Regions from separate parts of the Homo sapiens genome. Here region 1 is linked to region 2. Evidence: chromatin loops called from intact Hi-C (ENCODE). Cell type or tissue: IMR-90. All regions are shown on one strand. Each heading gives the region's core, and the rest is flanking DNA. Links, peaks and the distances in the headings are about the cores only.

The links. Peaks named below come from ENCODE experiments on the same cell type or tissue, not always from the same donor. Only the 100,000 strongest peaks of a DNase experiment are listed, where the experiment ranks them.
Region 1: it touches region 2 in a loop (4-fold over the local background); 5 of 110 quality-filtered maps call a loop at or near these places.

Annotation. Positions count from the first base shown.
Region 1 is chr16:48,315,418-48,325,723 of GRCh38, reverse strand. All of the region lies in intron 11 of LONP2 (lon peptidase 2, peroxisomal), which reads right to left. Among named protein-coding and RNA genes, the nearest start is that of SIAH1, 65 kb to the left of the region's middle. RefSeq lists an enhancer at 5,901-6,523. In IMR-90, for the core only: a CTCF peak has its summit at 7,756; DNase peaks (open chromatin) are centred at 1,423, 3,883, 4,213 and 7,973; H3K27ac peaks cover 1,541 bases.
Region 2 is chr16:48,266,137-48,276,442 of GRCh38, reverse strand. LONP2 (lon peptidase 2, peroxisomal) reads right to left here. Exons shown (of 15, transcript NM_031490.5): 7 at 6,169-6,427. Among named protein-coding and RNA genes, the nearest start is that of ABCC11, 24 kb to the right of the region's middle. In IMR-90, for the core only: a CTCF peak has its summit at 4,590; no DNase peak of the experiment used is centred there.

The DNA of each region.
Region 1 (10,306 bases), core at 1,072-9,071, 49 kb before region 2:
CCATGTTTGTTGCAGCACTATTCACAATAGCTAATATATGGAATCAACGTAAGCATCCATCAACGGATGAATGGATAAAGAAAATGTGACATATATAAACAATGGAATATTATTCAGCCACAAAAAGAATAAAATCCTGTCACATGTGGCAACATGGTTGAACCTGGAGGACATTATATTAAGTGAAATTAGCCAGGCACCAAAAGACAAATACTGCATGATCTCACTTATATGTGGAATCTAAAGAAGTTGATCTTACAGAAACAGAGAGTAGAACAGTGGTTACAAGAGACTGGCAAGGGGAGAGATAGTGGGGATGGGGAGAGATTGGTCAATGGGTACAAAATTGCAGATAAATAGGAGGAATAAGTTCTGGTGTTCTACTGCAGGGGTCCCCAAACCCTAGGCTGTGGACTGGTCAGTACCAGTCCATGGCCTGTCAGGAGGAGGTGAGCAGCGGGTGGGCAAGCATTACGGCCTGAGCACCGCCTCCGGTCAGATCAGCAGCGGCATTAGATTCTCATAGGAGCTCAAACTCTATTGTGAATTATGAACTGTGCATGTGAGGGATGTAGGGTGGGTGCTCCTTATGAGAATCTAATGCTGATGATCCGAGGTGGAAGAGTTTTATCCTGAAACCACCACCCCACAGGTCCGTGGAAAAACTGTCTCCCATGAAATTGGTCCCTGGTGCCAAAAAGGTTGGGGACCACTGTTCTATTGCACAGTGACTATGGTTAACAGTATTGTATATTTCAAAATAGCTAGAATAGAGAATTTTAAATATACTTACCACAAAGAAATGATAAATATATGAGGTGACAGATATGCTAAACAGCCTGATTTGATTTTTACACAATGTATACATGTACTGAAACATCACACTATACCCCATAAATATGTATATTATGTAGCAATTAAAAAAAAGAACAAATGGGGCCCCAGTTTCCGTATCAATAAAATGAAAGTCAGATTGGATAAACTCCACTCTCCCATACCATTCGTCATAGGGCCTTACCAAAAGAGTCAATTGTGGTTTGTTGAATTAGACCAAATTTCGGCTATGTAATTCTTAAATTTTATCAACATCTGTGAAAAATGACAAATCATCAAAATACTTATTAATCTGCCAAAGAATTACTGTTTTTAATGCTAATTTTGTCAAGTAAACAAATATTTTTAATCAGTGAAAAGTAATTATGTAACAATTATTTTTGAATGATTAAAATTTTTCTTGCAAGCTGATGGAGTAGGAGCAAAATGGAATGTGGAGACGGCTGTACTTGTGTCAGGGACAAGAAGTGTGTTACTGGGGATATAAATAACAACATGGCAGAGGGGTTATGTGTGAGGAGGAGATGTTTACATCTCAACTGTTTGACACACGATTTCAGACCTTGTTTAAGCATGGAGAGAAAGACACATATGGTTGTGGTTATACAAACAATCAAGTGGTTTTGTTTTAACTGAGCCTACTTTAAAAGTGACATGAAATGCTGAGATTTCGAGTGGCTTTCTTATTGCACAAAATTGCAGAAATATGTGTCACAAGGCTAAACTGACAAGGATATGATGCATCTAAGGACCTTCCCATGGTAAGGCAGAAAAGGAAAAGCAAAGTATCTTTTGAAAAAAATCAGAAAAACCTGAGTATTTCCAACTGTATAATTCGTGCTGTCATTTCAGGTTAATCTTTTCCAAAACAACATCTTCCCAGCCAGAGGAATTGTGCTAAGTGCAACTGAGATTCAAGTTACTGACCAGGGCTGCCAAGGCATTTGGGTCTGCATATTTTCAATGTTTTTTATTTTTTTAAAGGAACTAGCTATAATGGAGAAATCTGTAGATCAAATGCCCAGAAGAACCTTCAGGCCAGCAATAAATCCTTTTTCTTTCTGTTGGTATTTTCTTCATTATTTTGGGGGTGGCAACACAACCTTACGATTACCAAATACATTTTCTTTCAAGTTTACCTACTGAACATTTCTACATAATAACCACTGAGATACAGATGGAAGTTATGACTGTGAGGTATTTTTCAATTTTAGTTGTTTTTTTTTTTTTTTGGAGACAGAGTCTCACCTGTTGCCCAGGCTGGAGTGCAGTGGCACAATCTCAGCTCACTGCAACCTCCGCCTCCCAGGCTCATGTGATTCTCATGCCTCAGTCACCCAAGTAGCTGGGACAACAGGCGTGTGCACCACCACACCTGGCTAATTTTTTGTATTTTTAGTAGAGACGGGGTTTTGCCATGTTGGCCAGGTTAATCTTGAACTCCTGAGCTTAAGTAATCCACCCGCCTTGGCCTCCCAAAGTGCTGGGATTACAGGCATGAGCCAACGGACCTGGCCATTCTTCAATTTTAGTGGCAATTATCTATTATGAAAAAAACAAACAAACAAAAGGGTATCTGCAAACATTTTTCCACTATTTTTCCATCAAAATGAATTTAGAGATGTAAGCAAATGACCTTTTCATGTCCATTTACTATAAGTAATTTTTATAAGCTACCATATCTTTAGTAAGTAAAATAGAGCTTTCAATGATCAGTTCAGTGCCTCCACAGAGGTTAAAAATTAGCAATTATTTCACTTAAAAATTGTTTATCTACCTCTTCCAATAGACTACACATTATTTTCTCTTTAATCAGCTTCCCAGAATCCAATTTAGAACTTGAACATATAGTGGGTATAGTCACGCACTGCATAACAACATTTTGGTCAAAGGCAGACCACATATATGACAGAAGTCCCAGAAGACAACAACGGACCTGAAAGATTCCTATTGCCTAGTGATGTTGTAGCCCCGTTAGGGCAATGGAATGCATTACCCAAATCTTTGTGGTGATGCTTGGTGTACACAAACCTATTGTGCTGCCAGCTGTATAAATGCACAGCACGTACAATTACATACAGTACATAATACTTCATAGTCATAGTGAGTGACTATGTTATTGGTTTATGTACTTACTATGCTTCATTTAAAAAAAATTTTTTATTCTTATATATATTTTTAGAGGTGGAGTCTCGCTATGTTGCCCAGACTGGTCTTGAACTCATGGGTTCAAGCAATCTTCCTGCCTCAGCCTCCTGAGTAGCTGGGACTACAGGCACACACTATCGTGCCTGGACTATACTATGCTTTTCATCATTATTTTAGAGTGTACTCCCTTCTGTAAAAAAGAAGTTAACTGTAAAACAGCCTCAGGCAGGTCCTTCAGAAGGTAGAAGGCACTGTTATCCATGCATGTTACTGCCTCTGAAGACCTTCCAGTGGGCCAAGATGTGGAAGTGGAAGACAGTGAAACTGAAGATCCTGACCTAGTTCAGGACTGGGCTAATGTGTGTCTGTGTCTTTGCTTTTAACAAAGAAGTTTAAAAAGTAAAACAATTTTTAAAAAAGCTTATATACAGTAAGGATATTAACCCATTTATGCCAGAAGTTGTGAATTTTTTTTTGTGAAAAATCAGACCTTGGCAATGACCTTGAGCAGTAGGATATAAATAACTCCCACAAGCTTAGTGTTCCAATAATGGAGCACTAGGCATAAATGGGGTAAAAATATTTTTTGTATAGCTATACAGTGTATTTGTGTTTTAAGCTGAGTGTTATTATAAAAGATTTGAAAAGTTTTAAAAAGCTGGGTGTGGTGGCACACACCTGTAATCCCAGCTACTTAGGAGGATGAGGTAGAAGGATCACTTGAGCCCAAGAGTTCAAGACCAGCCTGAGCAACACAGCCTGTCTCAAAAAAAGAAAAAGAAGTAAAAAAAAAAAAAGAAAAAAATTAAAAAATACAGGCTAAGTGTACAGTGTTAATAAGTCTATAGTAGTATATACACAGTAATGTCCTAGGCTTTCACATTCACTCCCACTCACTTGCTGACTCACGCAGAGCTACTTCCAGTCCTGCAACTCCATTCATGGTAAGTGCCTTTATACAGAAGTACCAGCTTTTATTTGTTGTTTATTTTTTCTTTATTGTTCATCTGTTGTTTAGATATACAAATACCACTCTGTTATAATTGCCTACAGTATTCAGTATAGTCACATGCTGTAGAAGTTTATAGCCTAGGATTAACAGGCTATACCATATAGCCTAGGTGTGTAGAAAGCTATACCATCTAGGTTTGTGTAAGTACACTCTATGATGTTTCCACAATGACAAAATTTCCCAGGGATGCACTTCTCAGAACATTATCCCCATCATTAAGCAACGCATATGACTATTCAGTAAATGCTAGCTGACTCACTGATTGAATAAACTGGTATAAACAAGGGCCCAAAACATAGGAATCCATCTTTAGTACCAGACAAGAAAGTTTGCACCCCTGTTTTCAGTGGGTTTTATGTATTAATAAATCTCATTTCCTGTATTAGAGATTCAGAAAATATTCCTAGACAATTATTTAGATGAGTAGTTAAAATGCAGAGACCTTTTGTAATATTTTTTTTAAAACCATTAAGTATTGCTTTAATACTCTTGTAACTTGAGTTTGTTTTGATAATGTATAACAATGACAACCAAAGGTCACTGCAGGCCGGGCGCGGTGGCTCACGCCTGTAATCCCAGCACTTCAGGAGGCTGAGACAGGTGGATTTCTTGAGCTCAGGAGTTTGAGAACAGCCTGAGCAACATGGCAAAACCTGTGGTCCCAGCTACTCTAGGGACTGAGGTGGGAGGACAGCTTAAGCCCGTGAGGTGGAGGTTGCAGCAAGTTGAAACCAGGCCACTCCACTCCAGTCCGGGTAACAGAGCCAGACTCTGTTTTAAGGTCAATGCATTTTCCTATATGATTCATTTAACAGAATGATGACTTTATAATTATTTGATAATATTTTATTTTCCTGTCCCCAATTGGAATTCAAATAACAAATGTTTGGCTCCTATTATAGTTAGATTTTTGCCTTCATTGAAGCTTCCTCCCGGTCTGTACAGGCAAACAAGTCTCTCTTAAACCAGGCCAATATTGATGAGGGATAAATCAGTAAATCAGTGTAAATGTCAGACTCAGAAAATAATATTTAGTATATCTTCATGATATTGGCAGTATATACCAACATGATATTTTCACCTCAACGTTAGACCACCGCCTGATTTTAGAAGTTTGGACATAGCATACTGCCTAGTATCCCATCAAATGCAATGGATTTAGCACAGAAAGTGTTACTCTCTAGATCTATTTTTTTTTTTTAATAATCTTGGCTTATTTGTAAAATCCAATTAGCTCTAACAACACTACAAACCCCTGAAGCTTAGTACCAATGAGCCAGTGCCTAAACTCTTGTCTCTGAAACCCATATTCCTCAACAGCAACCTTAGTTCCTTGGAAAATTATAAATTCTTATTTGTCCTGAGCTACTAATACAATCAAAGGAAAGGTAAGAATGAACAAGATGAAACAAGACTTTAAATACTGAAAATGCAAAACCGAATCCAAACTTCTAACCCCTATCTGTGCAACCTGGGTCTTTGATAAGAAATCAGCTCAAGTTTGATGGATATTCTACAGTATAAACTTCAATGCGGGCTTAGAAAAATTCTTTTTTTTTTTTTTTTTTTTGAGACAGAGTCTTACTCTGCTGCCCAGGCTAGAGTGCAGTGGCGTGATCTCGGCTCACTGCAACCTCCGCCCCCCAAGTTCAAGCGATTCTCCTGCCTCAGCCTCCCGAGTAGTTGAGATTACAGGCCCCTGCCACCATGCCTGGCTAATTTTTGTATTTCAGTAGAGATGGGGTTTCACCATCTTGGCCAGGCTGGTCTTGAACTCCTGACCTCGTGACCCACCCACCTCGCCCTCCCAAAGTGCTGGGATTAAAGGCGTGAGCCACCACGCCTGGCCAAAAAATTCTTACAGGCACACGCACAAAAAATAATCTGTGTCAGCTAGCCTTCAAGATGGTGCCCAGATATCCCATCCCCATGGAGTTAGTGCCTCCCATATCATACCAGGGTTGGGCTGTGTGACCAAGAGAATATGGCAATAGTGATGGGTATAAAAGACTGCAGTTTTGTCTTGATTCTTACTCTCCCTGCTTCTCTCACACATCATTCCCTCTGGGAGAAGCCAGCTGTCACAGCCTTGCCCTAGGGAGAGACACATTACCTCTTACCAGAGATAAGAAACTGAAGGCTCTGGCCAAGTCAGCAAGGAACTGAGGTCAGCTAACAGCCATGTCAGTGGGCTATATAATATAAAACTATATTAATTTTATATTAAAACTAATATAAAATCCAAAAGATAGGAAGATCCTGTAACAAGTAGAAGACTGTTCCAAGAAGACAAAGACAGGAATTTAGCAAAAAGTTACACAAAGCACAGAGGTTACTTTTTATTTTTTTTGAGAGAGTCTTGCTCTGTCATCCAGGCTAGAGTGCAGTGGCTTGATTTTTGGCTCACTGCGACCTCCACCTCTTGGGCTCAAGTGATTCTCCTGCCTCACCCTCCCAAGTAGCTGAGATTACAGGCACCCACCACCATGCCCAACTAATTTTTTCTATTTTTAGTAGAGACAGGGTTTCACTGTGTTGGCCAGGCTGGTCTCGAACTCCTGGCCTCAAGTGATCTGCCTGCCTCGGCCTCCCAAAGTGCCAGGATTACAGGCATTAGTCACCATGTCTGGCCACAGAGGTTACTTTCTAAACATTAAATTTAGCATTTTCTGTTAACATAAATGCACTCATGGCCGTAGACGAGAATGGATATGTTTCAGATTTGGAGAAGAATAGTCAAAAAAAAAAAAAGCTGAAAGGATCAAAAGCACTTGATTCTCTTGCAGAGCCAGCTTCCTGTTTTGGTTGAGGAAGGAGCTGCACTTAAAATAACTAGCATAAAGCATGCTTAGGGCTTGCAAAGTCAATGGCAGGAAGCCACAACAAAGAGCTCTGAAAGCAGCCCAACAGAAGGCTGATTCCTCCTGGAGAACTGCATCCTGAGAAAGGCTAAGAGAAGAGGCGCTTGCATAGTCAGTGAGTGGGAACGAACACAAGCCCATCAGCATGTGGCTCTCCTCTGTGACACTCTGACCCCTTGGCTCTAGGTATACTTGCTTACGTGGCAGGATACCTTTCTCCCACTCACCACATTCTTGCCAATAGTTAAAGGTGTGGTAAAGTGGGAGAATGAAAGTCAATGAATGAAAAGAACTAGTGCTGTAAAATTCAAATATTTTATTTTGATGAATTTTATTTTCTTTCTTTTTTTGAGGCAGAGTCTTGCTCTGTTGCCCAGGCTAGAGTGCTGTGGTGTGATCTCGGCTCACTGCAATCCCCGCCTCCCAGGTTCAAATGATCCTCCCATCTCAGCCTCCCAAGTAGCTGGGACTACAGGTGTGTGCCACCACGCCCAGCTAATTTTTGTATTTTTAGAAGAGATGGGGTTTCACCATGTTGGCCAGGCTGGTCTCAAACTCCTGACCTCAAGTGATCTGCCCTCTTCAGCCTCCCAAAGTGCTGGGATTACAGATGTTAGCCACCACACCTGGCTTTTGATGCATTTTAAATTGAGGTTGTCTGGAAAGCAAGCCCTAAGCATGCTTTATGCTAGTTATTTTAAGTGCAGCTCCTTCCTCAACCAAAACAGGAAGCTGTCCCTGCGAGAGAATCAAGTGCTTTTGATCCTTTCTGCATTTTTTTTTTTTAACTATTCTTCTCCAAATCTGAAAAACCACATCCCGGGAGTACCACATAATAAAAGGATGTATATCAAGGAATTAAGGATGTAATACCTACTTCCTTCCACTACATTAGGTTGATTTCACTGTCCCACCTAAGGCAAATACAGCAGATAAACAACAAATCTCCAAATGCAACTCACACAAAATAGGATCCATATTGAGCTACAAAAATTGTCATTGAGGGAGACAGACTTGTGGTCTAGCCAGCCAAAGCTTTGTGGTCAGCAGGGGGCTCAAGGAATCTATCATAAGAGGACAGGCCTGTCATCACTGACATCAAATCTTATTGCTTATGACTCACCACCCAACCACTAGCCTTTTCTCCAACTTACAGCTTCTCTTTTCCTACAGACTGGAAAATGGATAGCCAAGTTTATAAAGACATGTCTGTTAACCAAGTCAAACAGGCAAAGCATGGTGTTTACTGAGGAATGTTGTGAAGGGATTTATAAATCAAATCACAGTCAAAGTAGGTGGCTACTAAAGATCCTACTCAAATGAGATTTTATAATAGTCAATTATATAGGTAGAAGCCTAAAGCTACAAAACAAAAGCAATGTTTCTTCTTAGTTTTGTTGTTTTTTCCCCCTCTTTTCTTTGGGATTTGAGGTAGAATTGAGTATCACCATAATTCAGAATTGACAGAGTAGATGGTATGTTTAGAATCATAAAACATTTAGTCAAAAGTAATTCTGAAAATTAGAGGTTGTCAAAGCAACTGGGACTTCATTGGCAAAATCCCAATAAAGGAAGAAACCAAAAAGAAGGATCTCAAAAATCTGCACTTAAATCCCCCTCAAGCTGTTGACTAACTCCTAAGTTGAATGTATTCAGGGTGAGTCTTTTAGAAACCCAGGAGAAAGGAGAAGCCAGGATGCTAAAGACCTGATTGGATTTTCATGTGAGAACTCAGAAAGATCATGCTCTAGAAGTAAGGGTCACCCACGAAGGAATAAGAACTACATCCTGGGAGTACCACATAATAAAAATAAAGACTGTATCCCAGTAATAAGACCCAAACTGAAATTGACGAGTCCTGACAAAGCCTAAAACTCAGCCTTGACAGGACAGAGTGACAGGTTGGTACTGTAGTTACCAATCAGAAGAAAATGTAACACTTTTCAGAGGATAATAGTTACAGCCCTTGTATTTTTCATCCAATGTCTGGCATCCAGTAAAAAAATACAAGAAATGCTAAAAAACAGAACAAAAAACTAGAAATCAAGGGGGAAAAAAAGGTAATACAAACAAAACAAACACCAAACATAACTGAATCAGATAATGGAGTGTTAAGGTAGAGATTTTCAAAATAATGACTAGCATGTCCAAGAAAATAGGGAAAAGGAGGGATTAAATAGATAAAAAGATAGAAAATATCAATGGAGAATCTATTGGAGTCCATATATATACAAAGAATCCTGGCCGGGTGTGGTGGCCCATGCCTGTAATCCCAGCACTTTGGGAGGCCAAGGTGGGTGGATCACTTGAGGTCAGGAGTTCAAGACCAGCCTGGCCAACATGGTGAAACCCCGTCTCTACTAAAAATACAAAAATTGGTCGGGTGTGGTGGCGGGCGCCTGTAATCCCAGCTACTCGGGAGGCTGAAGCAAGAGAATCACTTGAACCTGGGAGGTGAAGGTTGCAGTTAGCCAAGGTCACGCCACTGCATGCCAGCCTGAGCAACAGGGCGAGACTCCGTCTCAAAAAAAAAAAAAAAAAAAAAGAATCCAATGGGCTGGGCGCGGTGGCTCATGCCTGTAATCCCAGCACTTTGCACTTTGGCAGGCAGAGGAGGGCAGATCACCTAAGGTAAGGAGTTCGAGACCAGCCTGGCCAACACGGTGAAACCCCGTCTCTACTAAAAATACAAAATTAGCTGGGTATGGTGGTACACGCCTGTAATCCCAGCTACTCAGGAGGCTGAGACATCAGAATCGCTTGAATCCAGGAGGCAAAGGTTGCAGTAAGCCAAAATCGTGCCACTGCACTTTAGCCTGGGTGACAGAGTGAGACTCTGTCTTAAAGAAAGAAAAAAAAAATATCCAGTGGCCATTCTAAAAGTAAAAAAAAAAAAAAAAAAAAATTACAATATGGTAATTAAGAACTTCATAGGCTTAATAGCAGACCACAAAAAAATAGAAGAAAGCAATAACAAACTGGAATACAGGGCAACAGAAAATATCTAAACTGAATGAGAGAGAAAAATTAACAAACAAAAAAAAAATAGAAAGGAGGATAAGAGACAGTGAAGGGCTCTCTTCTCAGAATCCCAGAAGGAAGAGTAAAAAAATGGGAAGAATATTTGAAAAGATAATGGCCAAAATCTTTCCAAAACCAATAAAAGAGTATACAAATTCAAGAAAGTCAGTGCTATGGTTTAAATGTTTGTCCCCTTCAAAATTCATGTTGAAATTTAACTGCCATTGTAACAATATTAAGTAGTGAGACTTTTAAGAGGTCAGTAGGCCATGAAGTAACAAGTTGCTCTTAGGTTCCTGAAGATTCTGCCCTTATGGGTGAGACTGATATCCTTATAAAAGAGTGAGTTCAGGCCCCCTTCTCTTTCTTTGCCCTTCTGCCATGTGAAGATGCAGCAAGAAGGTTCCTGTCAGAAGCTGGCACCTTGACA
Region 2 (10,306 bases), core at 713-8,712:
TCTCTGAAAAGGCATAAAAGCCTGACTGCCGAGAAGAAAATGATCAATGACAAGTGGAACAGCCACAGTTACCTCATGATCTGCACAAAGCCGATTCACAGAGCAGGCCTGATTTCTGCCACATGACTGGTATAAAGTAGGACAGAATAAACAGAGTGAACTTTGAAAAGGCAAGCAAGCCTTAAAAATATCATGGGAATGCCTTTCATCCGGGAAAGGTGACTAAGGCACAGGGAAGCAAAGGCAATAAACATTGTCCTGTTAATATAAGGAATTAGCACATTCAAGATTTCAGAATCAGATACAGGAAAGACGAGACTCAGAATTTATAAATTCTTTCCAATTATTTTTCTAGAGAACTTACAGATTTGCCATTACTCTGATTTTTAAGAGTGGTAGGGAAGGGAATTTTTTTAAAGAATCTCAAAGGCTCTAATGGGTCATTTTTTGCTGCAGTTATTTATTTGCCTTTCCTTTTTTGATGAGTAAACTTCAAAAACAAGTACTGACAATTCTACACCTGAAGTCACAGAGAGAAAATAATATTCTAGGTAGGCACCCTTTCTAAAAAAATTGGAATCCTAGATTCTACTCACACTGTATATAAGCAATTCCTCTTACACTTTCCATTGCTTCCCAGAGCCTACAGAATAAGGTTCAAATTCCTTTGTCTGGAGTTCGAGGCTTTTCACAATCCAGCTCCCATTCATCTTCCCAACTTGCTGCCATTACTTTCTTGCTTCAACCACAATCAAGATACTATTACGCCCCTTAAAAATTTTTACCTTTCTTAAAAATATGGTGCCTTCCTGCCCTTAATACTCCTCTTCCTGCTACGTAAATCCCAACAATTCTAAGAAACTTTTTCTGACTACCTCTCACAAAGGGATCGCTCTAATAATGCAATGTCTACAGCACTTACTGGCCCCATAACTCATCTGATGGTTACTTACAACCTAGTTTTTATTCATGGGTATAATAACCTCCTCTATAGAGCCAGTGAGCACTTTTATGACAGAGACGGGGTCTTACCACAGAGTAGAGGCTAGATATAGAGCTGTAAGATTGTTCCCCACCAGATCCACCGTGCCAGCACTCAAAGCATCTTTCCATCAGCACTCTAAAGGTAACACAGTACAAGCCTCTGAATACTATTTTGGGCAAATTACTTGACCTAAGCCTCAGTTTCCTCACCTATAAGATGGGGAAAATAGTGTCAACCTGGTGGGTTATATTAATATAAGGATCATGAGAGAACACAGGCAAAGCACACAGCACGGTCCCTGGCACACAGTGAGCTTTCCAGTGATGCTCATCATTATTAGCAACAGCTACTTAAAGTTTACTTCTGGTTTCCTGGAAAAAGCACAAGAGCAGAATTCAGTACACCTGAATTTGAGTCCCATTTCAATTTCTGCCTCATGGAAGCAACTTTTGCAAATGTCTTTTATAGCAGACAAGAGAGAAAAATATAGGCATTTCACCATCCACTCTTCCTACCTATTCAATTAAAGGGCTCGGCTCCCGCAGGCTATAATGCAAACTGTTAAAATAAAATTTACAAAGAATTTGGAATAGAAAAGAGTTTAAGTGTTACAATGTTAAGTGAAAATGACAGGATTACAATTCTGTTACTTAAAATCCAATGATAAGTCTGGCAGAACAAAACAAATGTTAACAGTGATTATCTTTGTACGGTAGAAAAACATGAGGATTTTTTCCCCTTATTTTTCACATTTTCTACCAAGGGTGTGTGGATGTGTGGGTGTGGGTGTGGGTGGGTGTGTGGGTGTGTGTGTGTATCTCAAACTGGAAAAAGGAATCAGTTTAAAAAAGATCCTAATGATCTCAAAAAGAAAAACAGTCTTTAAGAAACTGGGATTTTAATGTATAATAGCATGTCTAAACAAATGCAATTATTCTTCTGGTAGTCATTCCTAAATCTTTTTATAGACTAATTTGTATGGGTGTACTCGTCTAAAGGGTTGCATAACTTCCAAAATATTATGTTTTAATCTTACATGAATTCACAAAACACCCAGAGAGCGCTCACCACATTTAGCACCATGTTAAATAAGCATCATGGGGTACATAAAGGAGATAGACGATAAATCCCCTGCCTGAGAAAGCTTGTACTTTTTATAAACGTATTTATGTTTCATCTCCACAGTTGTATGGTAGAAATGCCAGAGGCCCGTATTCGATAAAGGAGCACAATAGGTGGTCAGTTTAGAGAAGAGTGAAATCATAACTGACTGCACTTACATTAATGGAGGAAGCCTTGGGTTGAGGCCTTAAAATAAACCTAAGTTTTGGAGAGGCAAAGAAGAGCTACATGCAAATGTAAGTTGAAAGGATAGTGGGCAAACCATAATATATCTGGTACACTATGCTAAAAAAATACATTAGAAGCTTGCTGCTTCAGTTATTTTTCCCTTGTAGAAACTAATAATGAAATAGTTTATTTATAACTTTACCATTTCAGGTTGCATATGAAAATGTATCAATGTGGAAATCACAAGTTCATTTTTCTTCTCATCTTGTTTGAAAGTTGAGACAAGGATTTCTTGCAATAATATAATTTTATTATCTAAGTAAACAGCTGGTAAAGTATTTCTAGGAGTTAATATCCACAGTGATTTAAGATATATCATAACAATAATATATTATTTCTTTTTACCAAAGAACAAATGAAAAACAATTATGCAAACATTATTTCATAAAACTTCATCTTAAAAGAAGTTAGTTACCTTATATTTGTGTGAATTGACTTAAATTATTTAAATGTAATACTTAAATATAAAAATTTAAGTTGTTAAAACTGATAGAAGGGAATGAGTATTTTGTGGCTTACAAAGTGGACAGAAAAATCACAATGGAGATAAATCCAAATGAGAAATATCGAAAAGACTGAAAAACTGAATGAGTTAATACGTAGCATAAACATTATTCTTCCTTTAAGCTACTCAAAACAATACAGACAAAAATGAGGCAATGTTTAGTCAGATCACTATTATTTTCCAAGTTTAAGATTAAATATTAAGGCAAGCCTCTCTTTTGCTTCCCCATCTCCCACCTCATTATCATTTAACCATAAAAAACATATCTTTGCTTGTTTTTAAAATCAATCCCCAACTTATCGGCATCCTTCTTCTCATACGCAGGTACTTTTAGCAAAAGGAAAGTGTTCCACACATGGGAAAACAGGGAGAGTGAGTGGCAAAATCGAGAGGATAAGCAAGGACAATAACAAAGCAGCTTTCTTTTTCCCTGGCTTTCTTTTTCCTTGGCTATTCTAAGGCTGCGGAACAGTGGTGCCTACTCAAAGGCTGAGGAAAAACAAAACTTTTCATGAACTCTAACTGTGAGCATGTGACCGGTACTCAAACGTCAAGACCTGGGTTGTCTCCCAAATGCCTCAACTGTCACATGGAACCACATGTTCCCCCAGGCACACCCATGGTTGTGCTGGAATTGTCGGTTGTTCTTTCTCTCCTCCTCCTATTCACCTTCAATTCATAACTGACCTAAGTGCATGCTCTGCCCTCACCCTTTCCTCAACAACTGAACCCCACTACTCTCCACGTGCTTCCAAACAGGGTTTGAAATAAAATTTTTCACCAGGCTTTAATAATTCACGGGGTAGATGGGTAATATGTCCCCAACAGCACAAGGGCAGGTTGCTATAGTAGTTAATCAAACATCTGGTACACTGATGGCTAAGTAACACTTACCAGCAAGGTGTATCTAAAATCAGGCTGAATAGAATGATTCACAAAACAAATCCTTATACTTTTTACTCGGCAACAATCACAGCCTCCATATATACGTTTCTAAAAAGGTTATATTTACAAATATTTTAGGCAATGGTGATTGTAACACAACCTCCTTTTACAAAAGACCCATAAAGTCAATTCTTATTTTCTTCAGACTCAATTTTCTTAATACAGTCACATACACAAAAGCATATTCACTTGAAAAAAAGAACAAATTTTATATGTCAGTAAGGATTTAAAATAGAGATTTATTTTAATCCAGTGATGTTTGTAAGTGGTGAGAACCATGACACTATACACTGTCCATTAGTAGGCAACAGAAAAATGCATTTTCCCATAATTCTGCCGTATAAATTAAGTAATAATGCTGAGAATAGGATAAATATTTTAGAAGGCAATTAAAAAATCAGATTGAAATTTATAAAAACTCATACTGAAGCTTGTAAATCTAAATTTGTCCTCCTGAGAATTTATTAATAGAATTTAAATAATGGTTAAAGCTAATTTTTAGTGAATGCTCACTGTGTGTCAGGTATTGAATAAGTGCTTTCCAAGCCTTATCAAATAATCAATACCAATGTGAAAAGAAATAAGAACAAATTACCTACATGTCACGTGCTTATGATGTCAATTTCACATAGCATTAATTCCACGAACTCACTCTCTAAATGCCATCAAATACTTACTCTGTAGCTAAAATTAGAAGATTTAGGCCCTAGACGCAGCTTCTTTGAGTTTGGTCCAAGAGAAATGCCAATTCCTTTACGAAAGCAAACTATAGCCTCTAGTGGTACATGCAAGAATAAGAAGTCTAGGCAACAAAAATATCTTTTGAAATTGCCAGAAGAAATCACCCAAATCAATTCTCTACTCTGATCTGCACGCCTCATTGTTTATTTACTAAAATCTTGTGATGAGTCTTTTTTAAAATTTATTATTATTATTTTTTTAGAGATGGGGTGTCACCAAGTTGCCCAGGCTGTTCTTGAACTCCTGAGCTCAAGCAACTGCCTGCCTTGGCCTCCCAAAGTGCTGGGATTACAGGCATGAGCTACTACACAAGGCCAGTAATGATACTTTTTAAATGCGTAAGAATTTTAAGTGAGCAAATAAAAGAGAATAAAAATAACCATTTCTTATAGAAAAGTTTCTGAAACAGTTTCCCATCCCTGTCTATGGATAGGGATCCCTTTGAATAAGGCACATAGAAAACAAGATATTAAAAAAGCATCATATTCTTTTATAAGCAGTTCATGGTTCCTACATTTAAACATGTTCTTTAACACATACACTATAGGTATGTTTTCTCACAACTTACAATTGCTATGAATCCCTTAAACCACGAAATGTAAATTCATGCTTTCCCAAGGCAATTTCCATCAGATCAACAAAGAGACCAGTGAGAACAATGAATGCAACATGCAAATCTGATTCTAATAATGTCAGATTAATCAGAAACAGTTTTGTTGTTGTTTGTTTGTTTGTTTGTTTGAGATAATGTCTCTGTCTCCAGGCTGGCGTGCAGTGGGACAATCATGGCTTACTGCAGCCTGGACCTTCCCAGGCCTAAATGATTCTCCCATCTCAGCCTCCTGAGTAGCTGGGACCACAGGTGCATGCCACTGTGCCTGCATAATTTTTTAATTTTTGTGGAGACAAAAATTAAAATTTAAAATTAAAAAATTTAAATATAAATTTTGTAGAGACAAAAGTGTTTCCCTATGTTGCCCCGGCTGGTCTCAAACTGTTAGGCTCAAACAATCCACCCACCTCAGCCTCCCAAAGTGTTAGGATTACAGGCATGAGCCACTGTGCCCAGCCTAGAGGGACAGTTCTTACAGTTTATTGTTTTTTTATAGAAAGTGAGTCCAAAATGCAAGAATAAGCCTTAATAATTATGCTAACATTTATCCTTATTACTCATATTCATAATACAAACCAACCTTCATAAGAGGAAGTTTAGACTGCAATCAGAACAAGTTTGTTATCAAAGACTTCTCACCTCCTCCTATTGGCCCTCCCTATTGCAGTTACTTTTTTTAACTCTGAGAGTTAGGGATCATTATTTATGGCATGCTACTGGGTTGAAAAGAGTGTAAAGACATAATAATATCCAATCATAAATAACTTATAATTACATTCAAATGAGATTCCAGGAAAGTTGAGGCACAGAGTAGTATCCACTGTCATACAAATCAAGGTTAGTTTGGGTTTATCATTACGCTTAGAGGCTCTAGGCTAGCTGATACTTCTTGTAAATGTCCTTTTCATTCAAGGTACCACACATAGCCCTTTAAGGAAAATAGATGTATGCTATGCCTAAGCTTTTAGGGAGCTCTAGTCAATTAAAAAGAAAGAGGAATCAGAGATTAAACTGAGAGAAGTGTTCTACCTGTGTCCTCGAATGTCAGACTGATCACATACTCCTCCAAGTGCAATCCTGTGGAACTCTCGACCTAGAGTCTTGGCCACTGATCTTCCCACACTTGTTTTACCAACTCCAGGAGGGCCAACAAAGCATAGGATTGGGCCCTTCAGGTTATTTTTGAGCTGTCTGACAGCCAAGTATTCCAGTACTCTTTTCTTCAATTTTTCCATGGCGTAATGGTCATTATCCAGAAGAATCCGGGCTGCCCTAATGTCCAGGCGGTCTGTCAAATAACCCAACAGAAATAATTAGAACACATAAAATTTTTAAGTTAAAGAACTCCTTTCAAGCATGACGAGGGCAAAATATTTTTTTTGAAAATAGATGTGATAAGAACAGACTTGGATCTTTCTAGATGAGGATTCTAGGAGATCTGCATTTGGTTTGGTTTCTCTGCTTAAGACTTAGTGTCCCCAGAGATAGTAGGCACTACACAATTAAAAACTCAATGTTCATATCATTTTATTTGGAATGATTTTCTAGTTATGCATTACTTCTTAATTTCTACATATTGTATGTGTGCTGGCATTTGTTTTTTAAAAAAAAGGGTGATTTTTTTCCTTATTTCAGTAGTAACATATGTTCATTCCAGAAAACCTGATAACACTAACAGAAAAGAAGAAAACAGTTACCCATAATCTCATGCCCCCAAGAGATCACCACTACCTTTACTTCAGTATGTGTAATTCCAGGCTGTGTGCGTGCATTTACAAACCTATTTTTCAAAATGGGATTTTATGGGGCCTTTAAGTTTTGTAAAATGTTTTTTTCACTTAATATATGACAGACAACTTTCACTGTCACACATATATTTATCAGTAACATTCTATGGTTACTTAATGTTCCATTACTAAATTATCTATATTCATTTAACTAATTCCCTACTGCTGAGCATTCAAGTTGTTTACACATCTTTACATTTATAAAAGATGCTTCAACTGTGCATCACTGGAACTAAATCTTCCCATATATCTGCAATGATTTCTTTCAGCTTATCTTCTATGAACAGAAGTGCTGGGTCAAAAAAAAAAAAAAAAACAGATGATGTAAAGAATTGCCTAATTGCCACACAGAAAGTTGTATCAAAGTCTCACCAGAAGTGTATGAGTTAGGCTTTGTTTCTAGAGCCAAGCTTTCAACAGGTTTACTAATAAGATTTAGCATTTAAAATACTCAGATTAAACACCAGGTAACAGAAGCCAAAATGAATTCACTAGCTGGGTGGCTGCCAGGGTATAATACACAGCCACCTGATCATGCTGGCAGTGAAAGAAGAAGATGGGAGAGAGAAATACACAGAAATCTTTTAATTAATTAATACATATCTTTTAATTAATTATTTAGAATTTGCTAAGGATATTTCATAAAGGAAAAAAATGGCCTGAGATGGTAATTTGGTTCCCAAGCTAGTCCCCCAAAAAACCTAGCTAAGCAGTAAACTATATAATTTAATTATAGTACTATTGATTTTAGTCAGAGTCCTAGGTGAGTGAAGTAGGAGAAGAACAACTAAAATTTCTTCCCCCTTTCCTGGCTCCAGAACCCAACCAATGAATATATGAAGAAGTGAAAGATAGAGAGTTTCTCAATTGTTTCACAGTGCTAGCCCTGACACTAAAACCTACCACAGTAAACATAAAAGAAAACCTCAGACAAATCTTTTTATATAGCTGTAAATATTAAAATGCTAGTAAATCAAATCTATAAAGAATAATATACTAAGTCCCAGTGGGATTTATTTTAGTTATGCAAACATGGTTCAGTGTTAGGTCATCAATGTCATCATGTTCAAGAAGAGTAAGTTTCCATCAAAATATCATCTTGTACCTAAAAAGGTACTTGTTATAATGCGTTATCCATTCATGATTAACACATTCAGTAAGGTAAGAATAAAAGTCAAGATAATTTAGAAAAGACTGAAAACACTGTGAAGAAATTTCTTGCAAGAAATATGCCAAGTAAAGACAATTTTAAAAGTTCTTTCAATCTTTTAAGTAAAGGTGATTTCCATGCTGTATAAATTATTTTCTATCTTTTCTATACAGGATATATTTTTCTAATTATTCTCTTTAATGATTCAGAAAGCATGCTTCCTGTTTTGAATAACATGTGATTACATGTAAAAAATTTTTCAAATTTCAATATAAATTTCCTTATTTATAATTAGAAGATTGAAATGGTATCTACTGACTCCTCTAAGCTGGGAAAATCTGCAAACATATTTCCTACAACTCTTTCCTCTCTGCTTTCCTTTTTGTTTTCGGTTACTATCTGAGATCTCTACTTGGTAGGTAAACTTCTCTTTCAGAAATTATGAATGGGGGGCCAGGCTCGGTGGCTCACACCTGTAATCCCAACACTTTGGGAGGCCGAGGTGGGAGGATCACTTGAGGTCAGGAGTTCGAGACCAGCCTGGCCAACATGGTGAAACCCCATCTCTACTAAAAACACAAAAATTAGCTGGGCATGGTGGCAGGCGCCTGTAATCCCTGCTACTCAGTAGACTAGGGCAGGAGAGTCACTTGAACACAGGAGGCAGGGGTTGCAGTGAGCTGAGATCACACCACTGCACTACAGCCTGGCCGACAGGGCAAGACACCATCTCAAAAAACGAACAAACAAACAAACAAAGATATTTAGGCTGGACACAGTGGCTCAGGTCTGTAATCCCAGCACTTTTGGAGGACAAAGCAGGCAGATCACTTGAGGCCAGAAGTTCGAGACCAGCCTGGCCAATGTAGTGAAACCCTGTCTCTACTAAAAATACAAAAATGAGTTGGGTGTGGTTGCAAGCGCCTGTAATCCCAGCTACTTGAGAGGCTGAGGCAGGAGAATTGCTTGAACCCAGGAGGCGGAGGCTGCAGTGAGTCAAGATCACACCACTGCACTCCAGACTGGGTGACAGAGCGAGACTCCATCTCAAAAATATATATATGAATGGCATTTTCATGGTTTTATAACCACACTCACAATTATCTAGACATAATCCTGTGTAGTAATGGTTTAGGAGCTTAACATGACTCCTTTTATACCATAATTTATTCATCTTCAGTTCTTTGTGCTATGTGCAATGCTAAACAATGGAATTATTTTCATGATGGATACATGGCTGCTACACATCTCTAGTGCTGACACACATGGCATCTCAGAGTACCAAGAAATGTTTCCTTTCAACTAAAAGGCAGTATTTTGTCACGACATGCAAACATTACATAAATTTAAAAATAAATTTACTACCACAGTTCACAGTAGCTTTATTTTTTGATATTTTATTAAATATTTTTATTTCATTTATTATTTTATTTTTTTAAATAGAGTTGGGGTCTTCCTGTGTTACTCATGCTGGTCTCAAACTCCTGGGCTCAAATGATCTGTCCACTTTGGTCTCTCAAAGTGCTAGGATTACAGGTATGAGCCACTGTGCCCAGACAGCTTTATTTTTAATAGCCAAAAAACTGAAAACAACCCAAATGTCTATCAACAGATGAATTGATAAACAAATGATGGTATATCCATACAACAGAATACAACTCCAGCAATAAAAAGAAACAAATTACTGTTATATACAGCAACATGGATGAACCTCAAAATAATCATGCTGAATTAAAGAAGCCAGAAAAAAGGGCTCATACTCTATGATTCCATTTATATGAAATTTTAGAAAATACAGATTAATCTTTAGTGGTTGCTTGGGGATTAGGAGGCAAGGAGGAAAGGGGCGGGGAAGAAGGAAGGGATTATCAAAGAGCATGAAGAAACTTTTGGAGGTGAGGGTTATGCTCATTATCTTAATTATGGTGATGGTATTACAGATGTATATGTAAGTCAAAACTCATCAAAATGTACATACTACATTTGTGAAGTTTACTGTACGTCAATTACACTTCAATAAAGCTCAAAAAAAAAAAAAACCTTTCTCCAAAGAGAAATTAAGGGCCAGACGCAGTGGCTCACGTTTGTAATCCCAGCACTTTGGGAGGCCGAGGCAGGTGGATCACTTGAGGTCAAGAGTTCGAGACTAGCCTGTCCAACATGGTGAAACCCCGTCTCTGCTAAAAATACAAAAAATTAGCCGGGTGTCATGGCAGGTGCCTGTATTTAA